3 separate regions of the Homo sapiens genome follow, and regions 2 and 3 are each linked to region 1. A link is a loop called in an ENCODE intact Hi-C map of the cell type or tissue named here. Cell type or tissue: A673. All regions are shown on one strand.

What was found. Hi-C counts contacts between places; a loop is a spot of excess contacts. Peaks named below come from ENCODE experiments on the same cell type or tissue, not always from the same donor. Only the 100,000 strongest peaks of a DNase experiment are listed, where the experiment ranks them.
Region 2: a loop joins it to region 1, with 4 times the contacts of the local background. A loop is called at or near these places in 3 of 110 quality-filtered maps.
Region 3: it touches region 1 in a loop (5-fold over the local background); 7 of 110 quality-filtered maps call a loop at or near these places.

Annotation. Positions count from the first base shown.
Region 1 is chr3:88,215,123-88,223,122 of GRCh38, reverse strand. No RefSeq gene overlaps it. Among named protein-coding and RNA genes, the nearest start is that of C3orf38, 69 kb to the right of the region's middle. RefSeq lists an enhancer at 3,590-3,759. In A673, a CTCF peak has its summit at 3,685 (motif pointing left); DNase peaks (open chromatin) are centred at 572, 1,202 and 3,642; H3K27ac peaks cover 2,949 bases.
Region 2 is chr3:89,297,472-89,305,471 of GRCh38, reverse strand. All of the region lies in intron 3 of EPHA3 (EPH receptor A3), which reads right to left. Among named protein-coding and RNA genes, the nearest start is that of EPHA3, 190 kb to the right of the region's middle. In A673, no CTCF peak of the experiment used is centred here; DNase peaks (open chromatin) are centred at 4,281 and 4,721; H3K4me3 peaks cover 597 bases; H3K27ac peaks cover 1,128 bases.
Region 3 is chr3:89,848,123-89,856,122 of GRCh38, reverse strand. No RefSeq gene overlaps it. Among named protein-coding and RNA genes, the nearest start is that of EPHA3, 740 kb to the right of the region's middle. In A673, a CTCF peak has its summit at 3,884 (motif pointing right); a DNase peak (open chromatin) is centred at 3,932.

The DNA of each region.
Region 1 (8,000 bases):
ACTCTCGATTTTTAATTTTCAGCCTCTTTGCCCCAATTGTAAAATAAATAACTTATCCAAGCCACCTCTTGAGTTCAGTGTTTCATCTTTGAAGGCTTCTATGAGTTTCAAAGAAGTACATTCACAGACTTTATTTTTCTGATTATTAAAAGTGAAATATCAAGACTTTTCTGATCAGAAGGTCATCTGTTATGATGATTTTGCACTACATTTTTGGGCACACAAATGTTGAGGACACTCCCCTGGGGTGGCTTCTTGAAGAGTTTCAGATTCTGGGATTCGCAATCCCATCTTGATGGCTTCTTCCTCTCACAGTCCACTAAATACTCAGGATCTTACCCTTCATTTTCTTAGACTAGCAGGTGTCCTTAAGCATTGCAAGGGAGGAGCACTGCAGGTGAAAAAAAAAAAGCAGCCCTATTTTTTTCTCCTTTTCTCCTGCTCCTCTAACTAAGTCCTGAATTTTATTTTTTTCGAGGCAAACACCAGTTAACTTTCTACATTCAAGGAGTCTGAACCTCCCTTTCCTGTGAGTAAGGCATTGATGAACTTTAAGAGCAGCCTAACTGCCTAGGTAGCTCCATAGAAAGCATGCATGTCATCATTCTCTAGAATATGTATGCAAGATGGAAGTATATTTATGCAGGCCACCAGGTCTGTCTGGGAAGGGATTCAGGGACATCTGTTCCCTTAGTGCCCAGAATAAAAGCAGTGGTTTTTGTTTTTGTTTTTGTTTTTGTTTTTGTTTTTGTTTTGAGACGGAGTCTTGCTCTGTCACCCAGGCTGGAGTGCAGTGGCGCGATCTCAGCTCACTGCAAGCTCCGCCTCCTGGGTTCGAGCGATTCTCCTGCCTCAGCCTCCTGAGTAGCTGGGATTACAGGCACGTGCCACCATGCCCCCGCTAATTTTTGTATTTTCAGTAGAGACGGGGTTTCACTTTAAGGAGTGTGGAGTGAGCTGCTCTGTGAAGAAGAGGAAGGAAGGAAGGAAGGAAGGAAGGAAGGAAGGAAGGAAGGAAGGAAGGAAGGAAGGAAGGAAGGGAGGGAGGGAGGGAGGGAGGGAGGGAGGGAGGGGCTCATGGATAAGATTCTGGCATTAAGAGACAGGAGAAGCAATAATCAGATGCACTATCCTAAGCAGGGGAGGGGGCTTAAGGAGGATGACTGAGTAGAGTGAAATGGGAAGAATTATTTTAAGACCTTTGTTCTTCCAACAAAGAATTTGCAGTCACCAGCTCCAACAGGGAGGGACTGGTGATACTTAGAGTGCTGGAAATGTTTCTGGAGGAAGCCTCAGGAAGTCACAGAAAGCAAAGGAAACTGCAGTAACTACATACTGTAAACAAGGAGCAAAGTAGCCATGCCATGACAATATGATGAGCAGACGACACCTGTAAAAGCCATATGGCAGATTTCTTCTCTGTAGCCCACTCCACTGTGGAAAGATTTTATTTTAATCAAGGATGTAAATTATAAGTACTCATCATGGGACACAGGTGGTGTGAGACAATAGGCCTTGGAGTGCTGTATTTCTCTTTTTATTAACTTGTGTGTGTATAGTATTCATTCTAAGCAGAGCCTTATATTGAAGCATTATACCCAGTTGTGTGAAAGTAGAGAAGTTAGAAAGTGAGGGAAGTGTCTGTTTCCTGGAAGAGAGGCCATTCCAGGTTTCTGAGGAAGAATTGACATGTAACATGTTTTATCCTCCAAAGAAATAACTCACAGGGCTTTCCTGTCAATGGCTTTTTTTTTTTTTGGCCATAAAAACTAGTAGAAATTCAACATAATCAGAAAGGAGGCTGGGCACAGTGGCTCACATCTGTAATCCTAGAACTTCAAGAGGCTGATGCGGGTGGATCACCTGAGGTCAGGAGTTTGAGACCAACCTGGCCAACGTGGCAAAATCCTGTCTCTATTAAAAGTTCAAAAATTAAATAATTAGCAGGGCATGGTGGTGGCACCCATAATCCCAGCTACTTGGGAGAGTGAGGCAGGAGAATCGCTTGAACCTGGGGGGTGGAGGTTTCAGTGAGCCAAGATGGCGCCAATTCACTCCAGCCTGGGTGACAGAGCAAAACTCTGTCACACACACAAAAAAAAAAAGAAAAGAAAAAGAAAACTAACCTGAAAGAATAAAAGAAATGCTGATGTAACTTTGTGATATGAGGAACTTGAATATTTGTGACAATGAAAGGAAACTAGAGCTCTTCTGGAATTTGTTAAGCAAGATGGGTAATATAATCTAATGAATGAAAAGGGTAACAACTGATGTTCTCACCAGGCTTGCCAAGAGACAATGTGACTGCTTTAAAGAAAGTAAGATTGGGCCAGGCACAGTGGCTCACGCCTGTAATCCCAGCACTTTGGGAGGCCGAGGCGGGAGGATCACGAAGTCAGGGGTTCAAGACCACCCTGGCCAAGATGATGAAACCCTGTCTCTACTAAAAATACAAAAATTAGCTGAGCATGGTGGCAGTCACCCGTACTCCCAGCTACTCAGGAGGCTGCAGCAGGAGAATCACTTGAACCTGGGAGGTGGAGGTTACAATGAGCTGAGACTGCACCACTGCACTCCAGCCTGGGTGACAGAGCGAGACTCCATCTCAAAAAAAAGAAAGTAAGACTAATGATGACTTTAAACAAGGGAATATTTTACATTTTTGTTGGAGTGCTTTGTCCTGCAAGTAAGTGAAATCACAACCCCAAGTAGCCTAAATATAAGGGTATGTGCTTCTCCCCACCCTCACCCCTCACAACCTCATTTGAGGACCACAGCAGGGTTGGTCAAATCAAGGGCATGATGATGTCATCAAAAATCCAGTTTCTGACCGAGCGCAGTGGCTCACACCCATAATCCCAGCACTTTGGGTGGCCAAAATGGGCGGATCACTTGAGCCCAGACGTTTGAGACCAGCCTAGGCAACATAGCAAGACCCTCATATCTACTTAAAATTAAAAAAAGAAATCCAGGTTCTTTCCTTGGCTTTTCCCATTGGCTAAAAATGAACCCTGTAGTTCTGGGGGTTACATGTATGGTATTAACATTCAGAGTCAGAAAAGGGAAGACTCATTCATTCACTGCTTTTTATGACTAAAGAGCTGTTTCCCAGGAACCCCCTGTAGCAATCTGAATCTAATCAGGAGATAGAAATCACACAGTAGGTTAAATATAGAAAGTTTAAAATAAAAATTATTAGCTATAATAAAAGTGACTTTAAGACATGGACAATCTGAGGAATCCAGGCCTTGTTGGAAAAGGTGTGCTTCAGCCACTGGATAGCAAGAAAGTTAGCTAGTTTAGCCAGACCTGCACTGATCTAGAGTTGCTAGGCAAACAGGCAGCCCCAACCCCACCCCCACCCACCCAGTGGAGGGCAAAGACCTTCAGCAGCCCCAACCCCACCCCCACCCACCCAGTGGAGGGCAAAGACCTTCAGAGCTTGTGGGCTGGTGGGAATGGGCTTGCACAGGGGGCTACCCCTTGGGTCCCAGGCAGCTGCATGCAGACCAGCCAGCTCATCTCCAGGCCAAGACGACAAGGTCACAGAGAAATCGTGTTCTGAACCTGTGGCTCAGGCAGGTTCCACTCCAAGTACCCACAACCACACAGTCGCTCCTCAGCTCAGGCTGCAATTGCATGAAGCCTCTGCCTCCTACGATGTTTCTCCAGCGCCCTCTACTGAGAATGCTTAGTGTCATACTTACTTTAAAGAGAAAATCTTAAAGGAATTCTGTTATTGATCATAGAGCATGTATCGAAGGATGCATTCAGAGCTGAGGCAATAAATTAAGAGCTGACACATCCCCAGATGACTTTTCCTTCTATCTCATTGGCCAGAACACATGACATGCACATGCTTAAACCAATAACTGGGTGAACTGAATCACCATTACTTAAGACACATCCCCCAGGGCTGAAAAGGAGGAGCTCTCTTTCAGAAGCACATGGCCCACGATGACATTCAGGGCTCTGTCCTTAGGAGGAAGCCTGAGAACGACACGGGTCCACAGCTGAGAGTGTGTGCCACCATGCACCTTCTGTTCGAATGGTTTTGGATACCACAGTCAGAAAATGAATGGCAGAAACCCAGAGGCCATTGTATCCTAAAAATAAGAAAATGATGCCTGAAGCATCACTATAGCAAAAGTATCTGAAAACAGATGATACCTGAAAATAGAACCTTACAATACTTAAGTAACTGAGGTTAGTCAGAAGACTATGTAACATTTTCATGCTGTGAAAATTATCACTGTCTGGAAACTAAAGTTTTCTTATAAGAAGCAAGAATATTAATCTGCTTCATTTGAAAATAGAGTAGGAGAAAAATTCAAGTACCCATCAATAAAAATGTCTAATCCTCACTTACAGAAGCCTTCAGAAACTATTTTGTCCGCTAACTAGGATCACCATCCTAGTCCCTTGTTACAACCTGACTTTTCCTTTTATTATTTACTAATCTCCCTCTTCTTTTGCACCTCTACGCTTACTCCCCCAGCACAGACGCCTATATGCCTGTCTTTTATGGCCTCATCTTCCCCTTCTTTGTCCTGCTTCCTCCACATGATAAATTCACATGTGCCTACATACACATATACAATGATACTTTCTTTCCTATTCAAAGGGAGTTACAGCAAAGATATGCTTGATGGTGAGAGTGTTGCTGATCACACCTGCTTTATCCAAAATGTAATCTAATGAACGTATTAGTCCATTCTCACGCTGATAATAAAGACATACCACAGACTTGGTAATTTCTAGAGAAAAGAGGTTTAATTGACTCACAGTTCAGCATGGCTGGGGAAATCTCAGGAAACTTACAATCATGGCGGAAGGGGAAGAAAACACGTCCTTCTTCACATGGTAACAGCAAGGAGAAGTGCAGAACAAAAGGAGGGAAAACCCCTTATAAAACCATCAGATCTCAGGAGAACTCACTCATTATCACAAGAACAGTATGAGGGTAACCACCCCCATGATTCAATTACCTCCTACTGGGTCCCTCCCATGACACGTGAGGATTATGGGAACCAGAATTCACGATGAGATTGGGTTGGGGACACCACCAAATCATATCAATAAATGTGTAGAAAAAGAGACATTTTATTCTTTATACAATTCCATTTTTAAGATATTTTTATTTCACATACTATCCTTTCACTAGGATAAAGTCAATTTGACATAAAAAATACTGCAAGTTGCTTTTCCTGCTATGGAATTATCTCTTGCCACCTCTATCAGTAGTCACCTTTAACACATAATGCTTCTCCAGATGGGAATAATCCATTTAGAGAAAGTTACAAGAATTCACCACTGAGAGTCATATTTCTGGGTAACACATAACAAAGCTTTGGTAGCAGTCCAGTGTCATTTCCTTGAAGGTTGATGTGGGATAATGTTGCTGAGGAGTATTTGAAAGCTGCCAAGAACTTCCTGAAGAACAGTATAGTGCCTGTATTTCAGTGATTATGCCACTTTGGGAGAAAGGGGAGGTTGTACTTATCACAAATTTGACTGTGAATATTGAGTTGTATGTATGTAAGACTGCGAAGCTTAACAATTAAATTGTATTTGGACGTGTGACCTAACATTCAGGCCTTATGTAGCATAGCCAAAATGTATAGGAAGCTCTAAGTAAAATGAGACTAAAAGATTTTACGTTGGAGGAGATTTTATGTTGGAGACTAAAAGATTTTATGTTGGAGCATATCTTAAATACATTTTGGAACTGACTTAGGCTCAGTTGATCAATCATTTCAGCACAGGAGGGAGTACAGATAAGACCTGGGCTGAGATACAAAAGAGGAAGCTTCTTTGACTTCGTCTTTCTGAGCAACCATCTCCTTTTCCTTAACCTATCACTGTTACACTTAGCCTGGGAAGTGCCCCCAGTTCCAAAGTTTTCCTTCACTTTCCTTCAATCTTGCTACTCAAGGACTTCCATCAACTATACTTTTTCTCATCCAGATGCTGAGAAAAAAGGACTCAAACAACATGCATGTGTTGGGGAAGGAGCGGGTGCTAGGACTGTCATCTAGCAAGACCAGAAGCTGCGGAGCCCAAGTACCTGGATTCAAATCCCTGTTTGATCAGGCATTAGCTGTACAACTTTGACAATATTATTTAACTTCTTAGTTCTTCCATTTATTCTTCTGTAAAATCTGGATTAAAATAATACCTTCCTGGTATGGTTGTTCTTAGGTTAAATGATTTGATACACATCAAGCCTTTAGAATAATTCTTGGAACAAAGTAAGTATAGATCAAGTCAATATCAAACGTTTTGCAAAATTTGGGTATATAGAAGTTGCTTTAAAAATACAGAAACTTTCAATAATTTGAGTGTAAATAATTTAAGAATATAAAAATTTTCACCAATTTTGACTAGTAGGACAAATGACCAATTAAATGATTGGAATGCTGAATTACACATTCATCTTAAGAAAATTTCATTTTATATATATGTCCAATTTAAGCATGTGCTCCATTTAATAAATCAAATAAATTGAATTTTTGTGAATCATACTATTAAATTAAATAAATATTTGTTGAACAGCTACTATGTGTAAGGTTTTTCCAGTTATTTATCATTGTGGAAAAAACCCTCCTCAACATTTAATGACATAAAACAACAACTATTTTATTATGTTCATCATACTGTAGATCAGGAATTTGAGCAGAGCACAGTGGTAATGATTTTTCTCTGCTCCATAATAATGGATGTTTCAGCAGAGTCAAGATGGTTGGTATAGCTCAACTGGGGCCATATGTCTGGAGCCTCATTTGGCCTGGTGAGCTGAGTTTGTCAGTTCTTCACATCACTTCTGCTGAGGCTGCGATCACAATGACTTCTCCATTCAAGACCTGTTGCCTGCACTAGGATGGCTGGAACAGATGGAGCTATCCAGGTACCTCTCTCTATGTAGCCTCTTCATGTGTCTAGCCCAGGCTTCCTCAGAACATAATCTCAGTTCTCAGACTTTTTACATGGTGGTTCATGGCTCCAAGAGCAAAAACTCCAAGAAGTCCAGGTGGATGCTGCAAAGTTTTTAATGACTTATCCTCTGAAGCCAAGAAACATCATTTTGCCACATTCTATTGGTCAGCAAGTCACTAAGGCCAGCCCAAAATCTAGGGGAGGATAACTAAAAGAATTCTTCTCAAAGGGAGAAAAAGCAAATAATTTGGGTCCTTTAATGTACTTCTAAAATCATTGACTATATATTCCTTCTGAGGTACTGCCCTTGAGAGTCAAGTTTCTCGAAAGAATTGTTTACACAGGCTGTCTCCACTCACTTCTTAATGGCCTTTAATCTGGCTTTAGCTCTTATTATTCCATTAAAACTATTCTTGCAAAGCCACTAATGACCTCCACATTAGCAAATATAATGAAAAATGTTCAGTATCCTTTTTCTTAATTCCTTCAGAGTTTTCGACACAGTTAAACACTTTTTAAAAATACTCTCAGACCAGGCGCAGTGGCTCACACCTGTAATCCCACCTGACGCCCACCTGAGGTCAGGAGTTTGAGACCAGCTTGGGCAACATGGTGAAACCCTGTCTCTACTAAAAATACAAAAATTAGGTGGGGGTTGCAGTGAGCCAAGATAGCGCCACTGCACTCCAGCGATGGAGTGACACTCCTTCTAAAAAAAAAAAAAAAAAAGAACTCCCTCTCTTAGGGCTTTTTGACAACATACTCCAATTCCCTGGTCTCTCTGGCTGTTTCTTTTGGTTTTCTTTACTTCCTTGCTTTCTTCTACCTGTGTGCCTCTTCCTCATCACCACCACCATCTATTATTATCATCTCCTGCACAGTGCCTGGTACATAGTTGATGCTCAATAAGTATTTAGTGATTGAACAAATGAATGATGAAAGCTTAACATTGCTTTAGAGAAAGGTGATATATTTCTATGTGATGTTCTATATTTTATAAACATACATGCTAGATATATTTTAAAAGATAAGCTAGTAGTAAATGAAAGAACTAAGGAAAAATT
Region 2 (8,000 bases), 1.1 Mb before region 1:
ACTTCTTCTACCTTACAGGTGGATGCAAAAAAGTGCCTGTATTTGTAAACTTTAAATGTGCAAGTCTTCACAGAATAAAACTAGAGTGAAAGCTTGTCAATTCTGTATTTTGCTAACAGATGGCATGATTTGCCATGCAAAATAATATTTTTCTTGGCCGTTACATTTTTCATTAAATGATAATTTTTATTTGCTATGATAAATAACTCATCATGTTGAAAAGTATAAAACTATAAGACTGAAATATGTATTCAGAATAGGAAGATGATTTTAATAGAAAGAGGTTAAAAAACAAAAAGAAAAAACTTGTGAGAATATGGAAAGTATTGCAAGTATCTATGGAGAATTCCTTAACAATAGGAACAATTCCGAATGCAGGAGATATTCATGGATCACATAAAAATTGCTATGCCAACACAGTCTTAAATAATCAGAAATAAAATTGAAAAATAATCCATGAAATGAACAATCTTTTAATTGCATGGCTAAAGAAGGCCAACATCAAAATAAAATGCTTATTAACCTAATGACACCTCTGGAAATACTTGCATTTATAAATTCCTTAAATATGTATTGAATGGCAATTGTGGTCCATGATCTTTTCAAGGTGCTTAGGATTAATCAGTAAGTAGAAGAAAGAACCTCTCCCTTTTGGAGTTTATGTTGTAGTATGCAGTGAGCAGAAAACAGGAAAAGGGAGAGAGGAAAAGGAAATAGACAAACTATCATGAACATAATAAATATGCATATTACATTGTTTGTATGATATAATAATTAACATGAAAAATGAAAAATACACTGGGAAGATAAAGAAGGGATATGTGAATGGAATATTTTGAATAAAAGTCAGCTCACCACTGATCTGATCAAACATTTAAGGGAGCTGAGGATATTAGTCATACAGACACCTGGAAAAGACTGTTCCTGGCCTAGTGAACAGCCAGGGCAAATCCCAAAGGTGAGGATATATTTGAGGAACATCAAGGGGTCTAGTGTGCCTCGAGTGGTAGGACTGATGGGGTGAGTAACGAGTCTCAAAAGTCAAATTGTATATGGTAGTCAAAGTCCTGTAAGGATTTTGGCTTTAATTCTGAATAAATGGGAAAACCATTGGAGGGAAGTGGAGAGAAACAACAATTGACTAATTTTAACAAATAATATCACCATGTCTACGTTGGGAATAAATGGTAGAGGGTAAGAATGGCTGAAATCGAGGCTGAAATACAGTTCATACTGGACTAGAAAAGAAGTGGGGAGTTTGTTGCTGAAATGCTGTCTGGTGAAAGTGCTGGTGATAAAAGTTGGAGGGAAAACCACAGTTGGTTCCAAAGATTCAAGGACCTTTAAATTTCCACACCAAGTGAGTAGCGAAGTGGGGGCTGGGGATACAACAGAGACTAAGAGTTCTCTTAGTTACAGATTTCAACAGTTTGCCAGTGTAGAAGAAAATGGTCTAAAGATGTTCAATAGTTTGAAAATCAGCAAGGAAAAGAAAAGTAAGTCTGGTTCAAAACCCACACAGAATGAGCTCATACTATTATTTGGCAGAAATACATGAAGGGATAGCCAGTTTAAACTCCCCTTAGTCACTTTGGACATAAAAACACAGAGGTGCACAAAGAGTCATCTGAACTATTTGTATGTATGGAGGAAGTTCTCTGTACTAAAGTCACTTGCTTTCTTTCTGGTGTGAGAATTCCATTTCTTCATGTCATAAAAAATAGTTGCTTTATTTTAAAAAATTCTAAATATGTTGTAGAGACTAATCAAAGCAGCATGACATGGTTATTTCTTTAAAATGCTCCTGGATAATTGATATAGAAAAAAATCAATTTTTTAATGTGGACTAAATTGCCTCTTTCATATTTTTGTATAAGAAATCGATCTTTTTGACTCATGTGTAGGAATAATAAAACTATATGTGACAACCTATTCTAATTTAATAATCTATCCCTTCCTTTTCTCTTCTTCCCTCATTTTATATCCTCCTTCCTCCTTTATTTTCTTCCTCTTCTTTTTTTTTTTTGCCTTTTTATAGATATCAGGTTTTGCATTTTAAGATCTTTCTTTTGAATTAAAGAGAAAATATATAAATAATATTTATATTTATAACTGGTGCTGGGATAGAAGCTTTTGAAGAAGACAGTGAACAATAGACAGAAAATAATAATTATGGAAATAGCAAATAGAAAAAGCAATAAGGAGTATGGAGGGCAAATACCATCAATTAAAATTATTTTAAAACGCAAGAAATACAGTTTAAACTAAAGCCAAGAGGCTGGGTGCAGTAGCTCAAGTCTGTAATCCCAGCACATTGGGAGGCCAAGGTGGGTGGACTGCTTGAGCCTAGGAGCTCAAGACCAACATGGGCAACATGGTGAAACCCTGTCTCTACAAAAAAATAGAAAAAACTTAGCCAGGGGTGGTAGCAGATACCAGTAATCCCAGGTACCCGGGAAGCTGAAGTAGAAGGATCACTTGAGCTCAGGGCGTCAAGGTTGCTGTGAGCCCTGATTATGCCACTCTACTCCAGCCTGGGCAACAGAGTGAGACCCTGTCTCAAAAAAATTAAATAAAATAAAAAAAGAATAAGTTCAAGTGTTACTATGTTACTATGCATAATCCTGTAATACAATAAATGAATATTGCTACTGGACCATATAATACTGATGTTTTATAATGCTAGTGTTATTCAGAACTTGAGACATAAAATAACAATTGTATAGAGCTAAACTTTAGAAGAGTATTAGCAAGCAAGGATTCTATGGATTCTAAATTCAGAAAATATAGACATTTTGAAGATTTTTTAAAGATATCTTAAAACATGTGGAGAGAAGGGTATTAGAAAAATAAGCAGTCATGACATACAAATGAAATCAATACCATATGGTATTCTTCATTCACATACAATATCTTTCACCACTTTGCCCCTGACTGTAATTCTGTAATCATTTCCACCTCCTCAGTTCCTTACTCTCAGCTTCTACTGACTTAGGATAGAGTCAAACTCCTCAAATGGATAGAAAATAAAAGAATTTTCTACCTCCCACAGAGCAAGTTGAATGTTAGAACACCTTTTGGTCTTTTATATCAACCAGAATAAAGTATAAAGACAGACTGTATAAAACACACAAAAAAAGGTTATGAATGAAGGGAAAGGAACTGTAAGTAGGGAAAACCATGTCACCATATAAATAGATCTTAGTTACTACTAAAAATGTAAAATTATGATACAATATGAATATGATTGCCTTTAGAATATGAAGGAGGTTGCTATTTCAATGACAGATGACAACTTTTTTTGAATTTCATAGATTTAAACATAAAATTATTAAGATGACACTATGCCATCCTCTAACATAAAAATTTGTTTTACATTTTAAAACATTATTTTATTTATTTATCCATGAAATAAATTGTCCGCATAGGACAAGATTCCTTCCGTGGTATGAAGAATTTATAACTTTTCTAAGGCAGTGAGGTAGCCACATTTTATTTTATTTTCCCTTCTTTACTTGAGTACACTCAAAGTTTAAAAGGTTAGTATTCAAAAAATAGCCATATCACATTGGTTTCAGTTTCCTATGTCCCTGCCATTTTTTCTTAAACATCATCCACTGACTTTTACAGAGTTTATCAACACCCATATCATAATATTCCGGACTATCATTTAATGGCAGGTTCTATTCTGTGGAGCTTCCTAGAGAATAAAAAATTAGAATACATTTCCATTCATGCAATTTTGTGAAAGAGGTCAGGATTGCAACTCCAAATAAGTATCCTCTGATATTGTATGCTTAACTCTCAATTTACACTACTTTCCAGTGACCTAACATTTTATATTTAAGATTTAGATAACTAAAATTATTCTGTGAAAATAGTTGCTGAAATCATCATAAACATCCACCAACATGAGGAGTGAAAATACTTAAATATGTAAATTGAGGGGTCATGTGATTCAGTTCAATTAATATGAAATCCAATTTTATTACTGAAAGACATTTATTAACCCCCTGTGTCTAGTAATGTACTAGTCTCTGTTTAGTCTCAGAGTGAGCTCACAAAATGCCCTCTCTTTTAGGAGTAGACATATATTTTATTACTAAAAAGTGACATTATCAGCTTTTCCTCTCAAAAATTTTCCCATTATATATAAATCCAAATTATTGTGGCAGCTTTAAAATGAAAGATTGAGAAGGCTGTACATTCGTCCTACAATGTTGCTACACTCAAAATATTTTTGAAAATTCTTTTCTGCATCGCCATGAGAGACATTTTATGAGCCACATGAGAATACTTCCTTGGTGCTTAAAATCCATGACTCATGTATTTTTAACCCTAAATGGTATTTCTTATTTGGTCATTTCTTTTAGCCACCAGGTTTGACTCTAGATCATTGACAAGCACTATGAAAAGTGAAATCACCTTAAGCAAAAATCAGAATTTGTTGCTATTGCATTTAATTTAGAGTGGTCAGGGAGACAAAAGTGCTGAAGACATCTGTGGTACTTTCATGGAAACATCAGCTACCTTGCTTTATAACCATGTCTCACAAATCAGGTAACTCAGAAATGAAGGTGAGGAAAGAGAAACTCAGAGATCTCTAGAGAACAGGTATGGCTGTATGGTAAGGAGAAACAGGCGTGCATTTTATTTGAGAGGTTCCCTTTTTAAAAATTGGCCTCACCACACAGGATATCCTTTATTAAAATAAATGGCAGACACTATAGTGACTCAGTATATCTTGGAGTACAGAGCCGTATGACATTGTGGTTAAGAACTTGAACTCTGAAGTCAGACATCAAAGGCTGAAATCTGGCTCCAAAGCTTATTACCTGAGTAACATTGGGCAGATTTCAGACAATAAAGATAATTGTTTAAAGTAATAAATGAGATAATCTAAATAAAAATGTTTAGCATGGTGTCTGTAACATAGCATGTACTAAGTAATTCAGTCCCCCCATTTTCTCTCTGCTTATTAGTTTGTGTGTGTGTTTGTGTGTTTATTTGTATGTCTGTGTTGTGAATGTCTGTGTGTTGTATGTCTCTGTGTGTGTAGCATTGTCAATATATCAAACTTTACGTATATAAGTTTGAAACATATACTTTACATATTAATATATAACTTTACATATAAGTTTGATATTTTGACAATTCTAAATAGGCTGTAAGAGTAGTTTATAGTGACACTAACTATAACTCTTTTATTACAGAAAACAAATATAACTGGAGTAATACTATCTTCCTGATTAAAAAAATAATAATCCATTGTGTAAAGAAAATGCATTATGAGATTTGAGACTTTAGTAGTTTCTTGTCAATTAGATTTACTGAGTAGCTAAATAATAAAGAAAGTTAAGTAATCCCAATTATCGAAGACATAAATGTACTGTGAATCAAGTCCTGGTAAGTACTAGCATTAATATTTTTAAATTCTTTTGTTGTTGTTTATTTGGCTTAGTGGCCAAATCATGATAAATAAAATAAAATAATATTATTATGCCCAAATGAAAAATTAATATAATCGACACTTAAATATGTAGAACATTGCAATACTATCTTAGATTGTTGATAGGCAGAACTGTGAGAGTAGTCGTTACTTACGGCTATCAAAAATTTTCCTTAAGGCTGGATATCACACAAATCAACTATATTTTCCTATTTCATATACAGTGTTAGACAAACTCCTGCCCAATACATTTTCTTTAAAACTATGCCTATAACGTTTTAGTAATTATCTGTAATAAGAGACTGGATTCTGAAGTTGGATATATTGAAATTCAAATCCTGCCCCCATCACTTCCTATCATCTTGGATAGAATACTTATTTTCTTACTTTTAAATTACAGAAAGACAATCACATAAGCTGATAATAATGCTGTAGTGATTAAATGAAGTATTCCATGTAAAGACTTAATAGTGCTGGCACTTATTGCACACTTCATAATTTTTTTATTTTTTATATTTTATGATGATGCCGTTACTTTTTCCTGGGTTCTTTTATTTTAGTTTTATAGGCTATGGATGTTACATTTTTCTGTTGATAGTTTCATTATGCTCTTTCTATTAAAATTTCATTCATCTTAAAAATTTCCCATATTCTCATTCTTGCATATAATTAGTCACCAACTACTGGAAATTTATATAATGTAATGCTGCTCTGTCTTTTCTTTTCATCTTTGTTACAATGATTTAATCCACCTTGATTAAGTATAATAGTTTTCTTTCTAGTCTGTCTAGTATTTGCTTCCTTGTCACTTCCTCCTGATTATTCTTGTTCAAAGTGGCATTCACCATCTTATTACAAATGAATGCCAAAAATTTTAATGGTTTACTATTGCCTTTATATAAAAAGACAAACTTAAAGTTTCTAAAATCTGATATTTACATATGTCTTCAAACATTTAATCCTTTATTGTCCTCTGACATAAAATAATCTCTTCATTAATCATTTTGTACAACACATCTTTATATAATGTCATTTACCTGCATAAAAGGACTTTATGAAAATATTCCATACCAGCTATCAAGAGTTTTCCTGTATTATCATCTTCATGATGATAGTAGAGACCCATGAAGGGGTCTCTAAACATATAATTATCAATAAATTATTCTTATTTTGAGTTCTTTTCCTTACCATCTTTAATTTGACAGTTAATCATATATTACTTTAACCTGTTTTATAATATTTAATTTACATATCCCATATATGTACTCCATGTTAAAATAATTTTCAGCACACTTAACTATTTTATAGGATTTTATGTCTTGGCATCTCCAATGTATAATTTTTAAAAACACAAAAAATACCTTTAATTGAATTAATACATAACAAAACTTAATCCTTGAATCCTGGTCAGGAAAAAGTAACAGAGACTGAATTTACCATCTCACAAGAAACAACCAAAACAAAAAATAAGAAACAAAATGAAATAAAAACTCCATCTAAAACAACAGTTTTCAAGTCACTGGATATCAGGCAACAAAGAACAGAGATCCTTAACAAAAGGGAAATGGATGACCCTATGGTGCAATATTTTACTGCTGTAAGAATTTCTAGGCTGAAACAGGAGGACAGAAAACCAAAGTAGAGCTCAGAAAATTCTTGGGTTTTAGGAAATGAAGATGAAAGTCCAGGGAGACCAAGATGACTAGAGTTTTTTTGCAGAGAACACCAGGGAGAAGAAAGCTGCACAGAGAGAGAGAAAGGCCATTTGCAAAAGTTCCCCTTCAGTTTTTAGCAGAGTGCCAATCAACCCATGTGTGACCAAATCTCCTGAGGTCAGGGAAAGAACTATCCAAATGTAGTAGAGGCATGGGATTTGGTGCTCGCACATGACATGGAAAAATGCTTGTTCCCACCAGCCAAATTAGAAAACCTCAAGATTCATGGGGCGTTAGGTGGATGTTTTTGTTTGTTTGTTTGTTTTGTTTTTTGAGAGGAAGTCTTGCTTTGTTGTCCAGGCTGGAGTACAGTGGCATGATCTCATCTCACTGCAACCTCCGCCTCCCAGGTTCAAGTGATCCTCTTGCCTCAACCTCCTGAGTAGCCGGGATTACAGGCATGCACCATCATGCCCAGCTAGTTTCTGTATTTTTAGTAGAGACGGGGTTTTGCCATGTTGGCCAGGCTGGTCTCAAACCCCTGACCTCAAGTGATCTGCCCACCTCGGCCTCCCAAAGTGCTGGGATTACAGGCGTGAGCCACCATGCCTGGCCAACATATTTCATTTTATTGTGCTTAGCTTATTGTACAGATACTGAGTTTTTTGCAAACCAAAGGTTTGTGGCAACCTTGCATCAAATAAGCCTATCTGCACCACTTTTTCCAACAGCATCTGCTCACTTCATGTTTCTGTGTCACATTTTGGTAATTCTCACAATATTATAAATGATTTCATTACTATTATACCTTTTATGGTGATCTATGATCCGAGATCTTTGATGTTCCTTTTTGTAATTGTTTTGGGATAGCATGAACCATGCCCATAAAAGATGGC
Region 3 (8,000 bases), 1.6 Mb before region 1:
GACGTCTAGCCTTATTGCACTGCTAAACTACCATTTGTTGAATCGGGAAGTTAAGATGTTAATGTCAGTCTAAATCACAAAATTAAAGTCTTTGGTCATCACAGTCCATTCAGAATCGTCACTTGAGTATACAGTATATAGCATGTCCTTGTAAAAATCCCAACATATTTGATAAATAATTTCCTCTCTTTTTTCTCTGTCCCTAGAGAACAGTTTTAAGCAAAGTGTTTCCATATGGAAAGAGTGAGGAGATTTAACGGGCTGTATAGCATCACTCATGAATAGTATTTAAGCCTCAAGAGCATACCTGGGACCTGAAGATTAGGGTTTATACAAGCATTTCATTACCGAGTATGTTCATATGTTGTCAGGCCAGGAAACTCCACAAACGCAAATATAAACAACCCCTAAAGTCATGTAATCAAGCCTACCATTACATGATCTTGTTAGACCATGAGTATTCCATTATAATGCTAAAAAGGAAATCAACACAGGAGCTTCCTGGACAGTTACTTTTGTGACAGTCGAGGCAGAACATGTATTTCAACATTAATATTTTCACAAGTTGAAAAGAATAGCCTGGCAAAGATAACCATTTTTATCATTAACAATGCAATATCATTTCTAGATTATTGAAATCAGAAAGAATGTACTTCCCTTCTATGGCTTTCTATGAACTCAAAGGCAGGCAGTGGTTTGTAGGTCTGAGTGCATAGGTGGCATGAGGCAGCTGATGAGCTTTAACAATATCATATTCTCAGGCTCCATGCCCACCCAAGATTTGGATTCATTTGGTTCAACTTCTTTGAAGCTCCCAGGTTATTTGAATGTGTTAGTAGTTTGGAGAAGCAAAGACTTGTTCAGGAGCAGTGATAACTAAATTCTAGAATGTAAGAATCACCTAGGAATTCATAAAACACATATACTGTTGCCAAACTTCCAAAGATTTTGATAGAGTAGGGCAAAGTAGAGATTCCATAACCATATGTTTTGTAAGCATCCCAGAGGTTCCTATGCCCATGGTCCATGTACTCGTACAGTTGGGTTATAAGTGAGGCAGAATCCTTAGGGAGATGGTCTACAATTCAAATACTACTTTATATAACAGTGTTTCTTAAAGGAGTTTAATTATCTTGGCTTATGTAATCACATTCATGCTTAGTTTCCATTTATGGTTGGGAAGCATATTATATGAAAACCCAAATTTTACAAATGAAGAAACCTAGCCACAGAGTGTTAAAATGGCTTCCCATGTCACACCTAGAATTAATTCTGGTTTATTGTTTGATCAGCCTACCTAAGCATATCAAAGATGCTTGAGAATTTAAGTAACTATATTTACACACCTAAAGTTTCAGATTAACTAATATCCAAAGAAGTTTGTAATTGCCTAGTCAGATCAAAAACTGAGGATAAAATACGTAACCTAATATGGTACTGAAAGATATGTTAACATAAAAACTTTACACCTCTCTGAGACGCAGAATATCTAATGGATGAGATCATGGGCTCTGGACTCAGAATGCAGGGTGAATCCTGGCTCTGCCGCTCACTAGCTGTGTGATTCTAGGCAAGTTATTTAATCTCTCAGTGGCTCAGTTTCCTTATTTGTCACACAGTGATAATTCCTACCATAGGTAGTTCCTACCTAGGATTTTTGCAAAGGTAAATAGATTACTTTCTGTAAACTCTTGGAACAGTGGCTGCCATAACATTATGTGCTATATGGTTGTGAATATTGTATAGTTGGCTGTTACTATTTAATAGACAGAAATGGATTTTTTTGTAGGGTGTATATTTGGATGAGGTGCTGTGATCAAAGCCACATGGATGAAGTTACAGTTTTGTTTTTAGTTAAATTTTTATCAAATTTTCAGTTGTATTTGATCACAAGGTACATTGAAAATATCTTTCCATTTAGTCAAATGAGTTGAAATTGCATATTAAGAATTTATTCCTGAAATTGTTGAGACATTGGTTCTATTGTTAGAGCATTTTCCCTACTCCTTCTCCAAAAAAGGAAAAAAAAAAAAAAAGAAAAAAACCTCTTTTTAGTTATGTAGCAATATTAAGAATAAAGGCTTGAACCTGGGAGGTGGAGGTTGCAGTGAGCCAAGATTGCACCATTGCACTCGAGACAAGAGCCTGGGGGACAAGAGCGAGACTTCGTCTAAAAAAAAAAAAAAAAAGGAGTAAAGCCTAACAGATATAAAAACAAAGATCCCATCTCCAGCAAAGGAAGAAGAAATGTTTTCAGGCCCATTGGTAAAAGCTTGGGGTTCTGAGCTGAATTTTGTGCAATTACTCTGTTTGCAATACCTTCAGACACATAAAGTGTGGGTTCTAGGAGGGAAGCCAATTTCAGGATATGCGTTCTTTACATAGTACCAAAGAGTAAAATGAGTCAATCATTTTAGGCCACCCTCCTACACCCAGTCCTAAAAGCTATACTGACATTCCTCATCAGCAGGGACACCCAAGAGCAACATCCAATCATCTTGACAAACAAAGACTCTAATGACATCGAATGGTGGTCACAAAGAGTGGAAACACAGTCAGTGTGATGAACAGTTTTGAAATGATGATAATTATGGTCCTGTGAGTCTGAGAAGAAAGGTTTTAGAGCCTATTTTTAGTCTCATCTAATGGTCATCACTTTTAGCGACTTCACTGGACCACCTGGTATGGCTTATTGGGCCTGGTTTTATAATTTTCTTTTTTTTATTTTCTCTTCAACCTAAGTCACTCAACTATACACTCAATTTTTTAAGTGTGTGTATTATGTATGTATACATGTGTGTATTTGTGTGTGTGTCACTCTGGAACAAAGCACAGTATAAAAAATATATAAAGGAACAAATATATTAAGAGGGATGAAAGAGTAGAATTTTGGCAATAGTGTCTGGACATGAAATATCTTGGTGCCACATTTTATACTGCTGATGGTTTGATGATTTGCCCTGTAACAGTGAAACTAATTTAGAAAATACATATCTATAGCTGCAAATTTCCAGAGGTAACATTATTTTTTTACCCACAAATAATTCTGTCCTTACTGAGATGGGGAATAAATACTGTTACCTGTTGTTCTCATAGGGTAAATAATTTATATTTTCTTCTTCACAAAAAGAAAGTTTGGTTTTGGCTCAGTGTTGGCTATTTTATTTACTTTTGTTTTTGTTATTGTAGTTGCTTTATGAGAACGATAAGTATCTGTAGCATCAACTTAATAAAATTACGTCCCGAACATTGAGTTGGCAAAATAAGCCAACTCTGTATATTTAGGAACAAGCGGCCCATACCTCGTTATTTGTCATCATTCCTTTCCACTCATTTCAAATTCTGCTTATATGTTGCCAGGTGTTATATGTTTATACTTCCAAGTGTTTACTGCATGGGTTGATGGAAACACTAGCTGATCTAACACTACCTGTAATACTAATAAATGTTTTTAAAGTAATGTTGTGTTCATCCTTTAAATAAAAATAAAAACCTAAGGCAAATAGCAGCCCACTAAGCCATTTTTAGTGTGTTGTCCATTTCTTTTCTCTTTTTTCCTGCTTTCTTTTTGCTGTATCTCTGTTCATATTCATGAACCCTTGGCTTCTTTTACTTATCCTCTGTCCAGAAGACTATGTGTGGAAAGAAACATTTAAAAATGAATATTGTTAAGGTTAGGAAATATCTGTTTCAATTCTATTCCTCAAGTTCTGTTAAAAAAAGAAATGGATTTTCCCTAAGAATTGGGGACCTTAATGATAAATACTGACACGCGTTTTAAATTAAACACACTACTTTTTGTTGATTACCTTTAAAGTCTAACTCACTATGGTTTTACTTGCAGAGCAAAGCATTCTCTAACCCAGTCCAGCGCCTCCCGTAGGGGTTCTATGGCCACTTGGTGGCGATGTTGTAGAGGGGATTCATTAGCGGGCTGGGGGTTAGAAACCCGAGGCCCTTTCCAATCCCTGGGCTAGCACCATGATTTACTGAATCACAGCCCTCTAGTTATGTCTTAATTATTTAGAGGGCCTCGTAGCACAGCGACTGGCTCAAATTTCCAATGACAGAGTGATAAAACATGTTACATATACTTACTTTTAACAAAAATAGTTACCATACAAATGTACCAAAAGCTAGCAGAATTAAAGAAAATACTTCAATTTTTTTATTTTTTTCAAAGTAACTACAAGGCACATGAAATGTAAAATAAATAAGTGTTTGAACAAAAAAAGAAATCCAAAAACAAAAACAAAACTGAGTTCATCTCATGTAAACAAAGGTTATGACATACCGAGTCCTGTGAAGTCTGGATCTAATTTACCACCACAGCTTTGTATGGTATTCAATTTTCCCTATGAACATAATATTGAAGCCAAAGTGAACTCATTTTCCCCTGCAGATTCTATGTCTTTTAACGCCTCCATTTCTATGTTTATGTTGCTTCCTCTAACCGGAATACCCTCCCATCCATAGTCCCCCAAACCGCTACGAGTCTCCCCATCTTTAGATAGCTATCCCTAGTCTTCATCTGTTACTTACTCCTCAACAAAACATTGCAAGTGTACTTTAATCAGCCGCATGCACATCTGTTCTCCTAATAAAATATGAGTTTCTTAAGGGGAGAAACCATTTTCATTCTTTTTCTTGTTGCTTTCTTTGTTTCTTTCCTTCCTCCTTCTCCTCTCCCCTACTCCATAACTATGACATGGCTATAGCAGATCTGAAATTGTGCAAGTATTGCAGGTATGATAAGTACAGTATGGTACCTAATCTTATGGTGTTTACAATCTAGCAAGAAACACAGTCAAGCAAATAAACAATTATCTGTATGTGCTTTGTTGGGGGACAAGCATATGGCACAGTAATTCAGGGCCTGGAAATAATGATAAAAGTTAAATGTACTAAGTAGTCACTGTGACACAAACACTTTTTAAAGATTTTACATATGTTAACTTTTTAATCATGACAACAATCCAGGTAGTAGATGCAATTATTATGCTGATTTTACCTGTGAGGATTTAGAGGCCTAGAGAGACGAAAATCATTTATTCTGAGAAAAACAGCTGGATTTCAACTAAGGTGCTTCGGCTCCAGAGAGTATAGTTTTAGGCACTGTCTATAGCACCTTTCATTTTCTATATATATATACACAGCAGAAATATGGATTAATTAATTAATTATTGAAACAATTTCTATGGTATATATGAAAATCAGTTTCTAATTAACAAGTCATAATATGACATATTATTCTCAGATTAATAACATTTTTTATTTTACATACATACCATACTTTTAATCTGTGTTCCATGTACTTTTTTCTCTGAATTATGCTTATATTTTTATAATTCCAGTTATAATGCAAATTTTTACAAAACACATGTCATCTAAGATTTTTTTTTCTTCAAATTCTAGCATGGTACTGAACACACAAAAAGTTTACAATAGAGACTTAACTAGTAATTGTTGTCTTTCCAATGTGATTTAAGCTTAACAAACCTTTTTCAAATTCATTCTTTATTGAATTGTTTTTAACAAAGACTGTAAATCAAAATTATCTACAGATATTTTTTAACAATACACATAATGAAGCTTAATGCCAAGATTCTCATTGGTAATAAGTACAGCCTTGGGTCCAAATACTCAATTAATAATAACTGGGTCTTTCTGCAAGAATTGAGTCTTGAGGAATCAGCTCAAGAAAATACTGACACTCTTGCTACTGCTATTACTGTGAATTATAATGCACTTTATCTCTGGCCTAGGAGTTTCATATTTTCTGCCAGCATCTATGAAATCGTGGCAGGTTAACTTGTTAACTTGAAAGTAGGGTAAATCTTTCACAGTTATTGATATAACTTTTTCTGGGAGAGGCTCATCAGTAAGAAATGAACATTCACATCTGATTTTAATTTTAACAAGGCCCATATTGAGATTTCATTTAGAATGTAAAGACTGGCTGATCTATAATTAGTCTACCTTCTGAGTTAGCATTTTATTCAAGGAAATCTCCTATTCCAACAACTCTATCATTCAGTATTTGTCATCAACAATTAATCTATGGAATAGGCCTTTTTGACCTGCAATCCTCTCTCATAATATTGTTAGCCAGCCCCAGCAACCTGTCCATTCCTTAACTCCTTTATTGGACACCATATCCAATTGAATCAGTCAGTTCTTGCACTGCTATAAAGAATACCTGAGACTAGATAATTTATCAAGAAAAGCCTGTAGCTTACGGTTCCACAGGCTGTACAGGAAGCATGATGCTGGCCATCTGTTTGGCTTCTGGGGAGGCCTCAGAAAATTTAAAATCATAGCAGACGGCGAAGGAGAAGCAGGCACGTCTTACCTGGCCAAAGCAGGAAGGGGAGAGAGACAGGGGAGGTGCTACACACTTTTAAACAACCATTTCTCATGAGAATTCTACCATTAGAACAACACCAAAGGGATGGTGCTAAACCATTTATGAAGGATCCACCCCATGACCCAATTACCTCCCACCAGGACCTACCTCCAACATTGGAGATTACAACAGAACATGAGATTCTGGTGGGGACAAAGGCCCAAACCATATAACCCCTGTTCTCACAAGCCTTCCCTTCTAGTGACTAACAAACATTCCACCTGAAACCTTCAAAAAATACCTAAAAAGTTTTATTTTCTCTTCATCTCTATTTTTTTTTTTTGTGAGGGGTTAAGAGTGGGAATTTCAGAGCATTATTTTTTTTCTTTTCATATATATATATATATTATACTTTAAGTTCTAGGGTACATGTGCACAACGTGCAGGTTTGTAACATATGTATACATGTGCCATGTTGGTGTGCTGCACCCATTATTTCATCATTTACATTAGGTATATCTCCTAATGCTATCCCTCCTGCCTCCCCCCACCCCACAACAGGCCCCAGTGTGTGATGTTCCCATTCCTGTCTCCAAGTGTTTTCATTGTTCAATTCCAACTTAAGAGTGAGAACATGTGGTGTCTGGTTTTTTGTCCTTGAGATAGTTTGCTGAGAATGATGGTTTCCAGCTTCATCCATGTCCCTACAAAGGACATGAACTCATCATTTTTTAGGGCTGCATAGTATTCCATGGTATATTTGTGCCACATTTTCTTAATCCAGTCAGAGCATTATTATTTGCACAGTAGTTGCTATTATGCTTTCTCCCTCTTTAAATTTCAATCTCTTTAAGAACAGTAATGCAATTTTATTCATTTTAATGCTCTCTGTCTCCGATAGCCTAGCATAATGACTTGAATTTAATTATCAGTAAATTTTTAAAATTTATTATTTTTATTATTATCATTTAGAGATAGGGTTTCACTCTGTCACCCACATTGAAGTGCAGTGGCCTAATCATAGCTCACTGTGGATTTGAACTCCAGGGCTCAATTGATCCTCTCACCTCAGCCTCCTGAGTGGCTGGGACTACAGATATGTGTCACCACTCCTGGTTATTTATTTTTATTTTTTTTATAGGGACAGGGTCTCTCTAGGTTGCCCAAGGTGGTCTCTAACTCCCAGCCTCAAGCAATCTTCCTGCCTTGGCCTCCCAAAATGTTAGGTTTATAGGCATGAGCCACTGTACCTGGCAGTAAATTTTTTTGAATGAAAGAATTTTGAGTATATAATTAACATATATTTATTGCTTGTTCACCAAGTGTGCAATATGATTTCAGTATAGACATTTTATTACTTTTTATATGCCAAAAAAATTAGACTACTGGTTATGTACCAAATTGACTAGAAAAGAGTTTTGTCTACTTAAAACAGTTAGAATAAAATACCAATAGGTCTTTAATATAATGCCACATGTATCTATTTAGTTTATTTATTTTAAAATTTCCATGAAAAGTAAAATGAATACATACACATCACAGTTAACCAGTCTCAATTATGTCTTATTAAAGATATGCTCTTAGACTAAGGCTTTCAGTCGATGACTCACAAATGTTTGTGCTCCATTAATCATCAGACTTATTTGAAATCAGT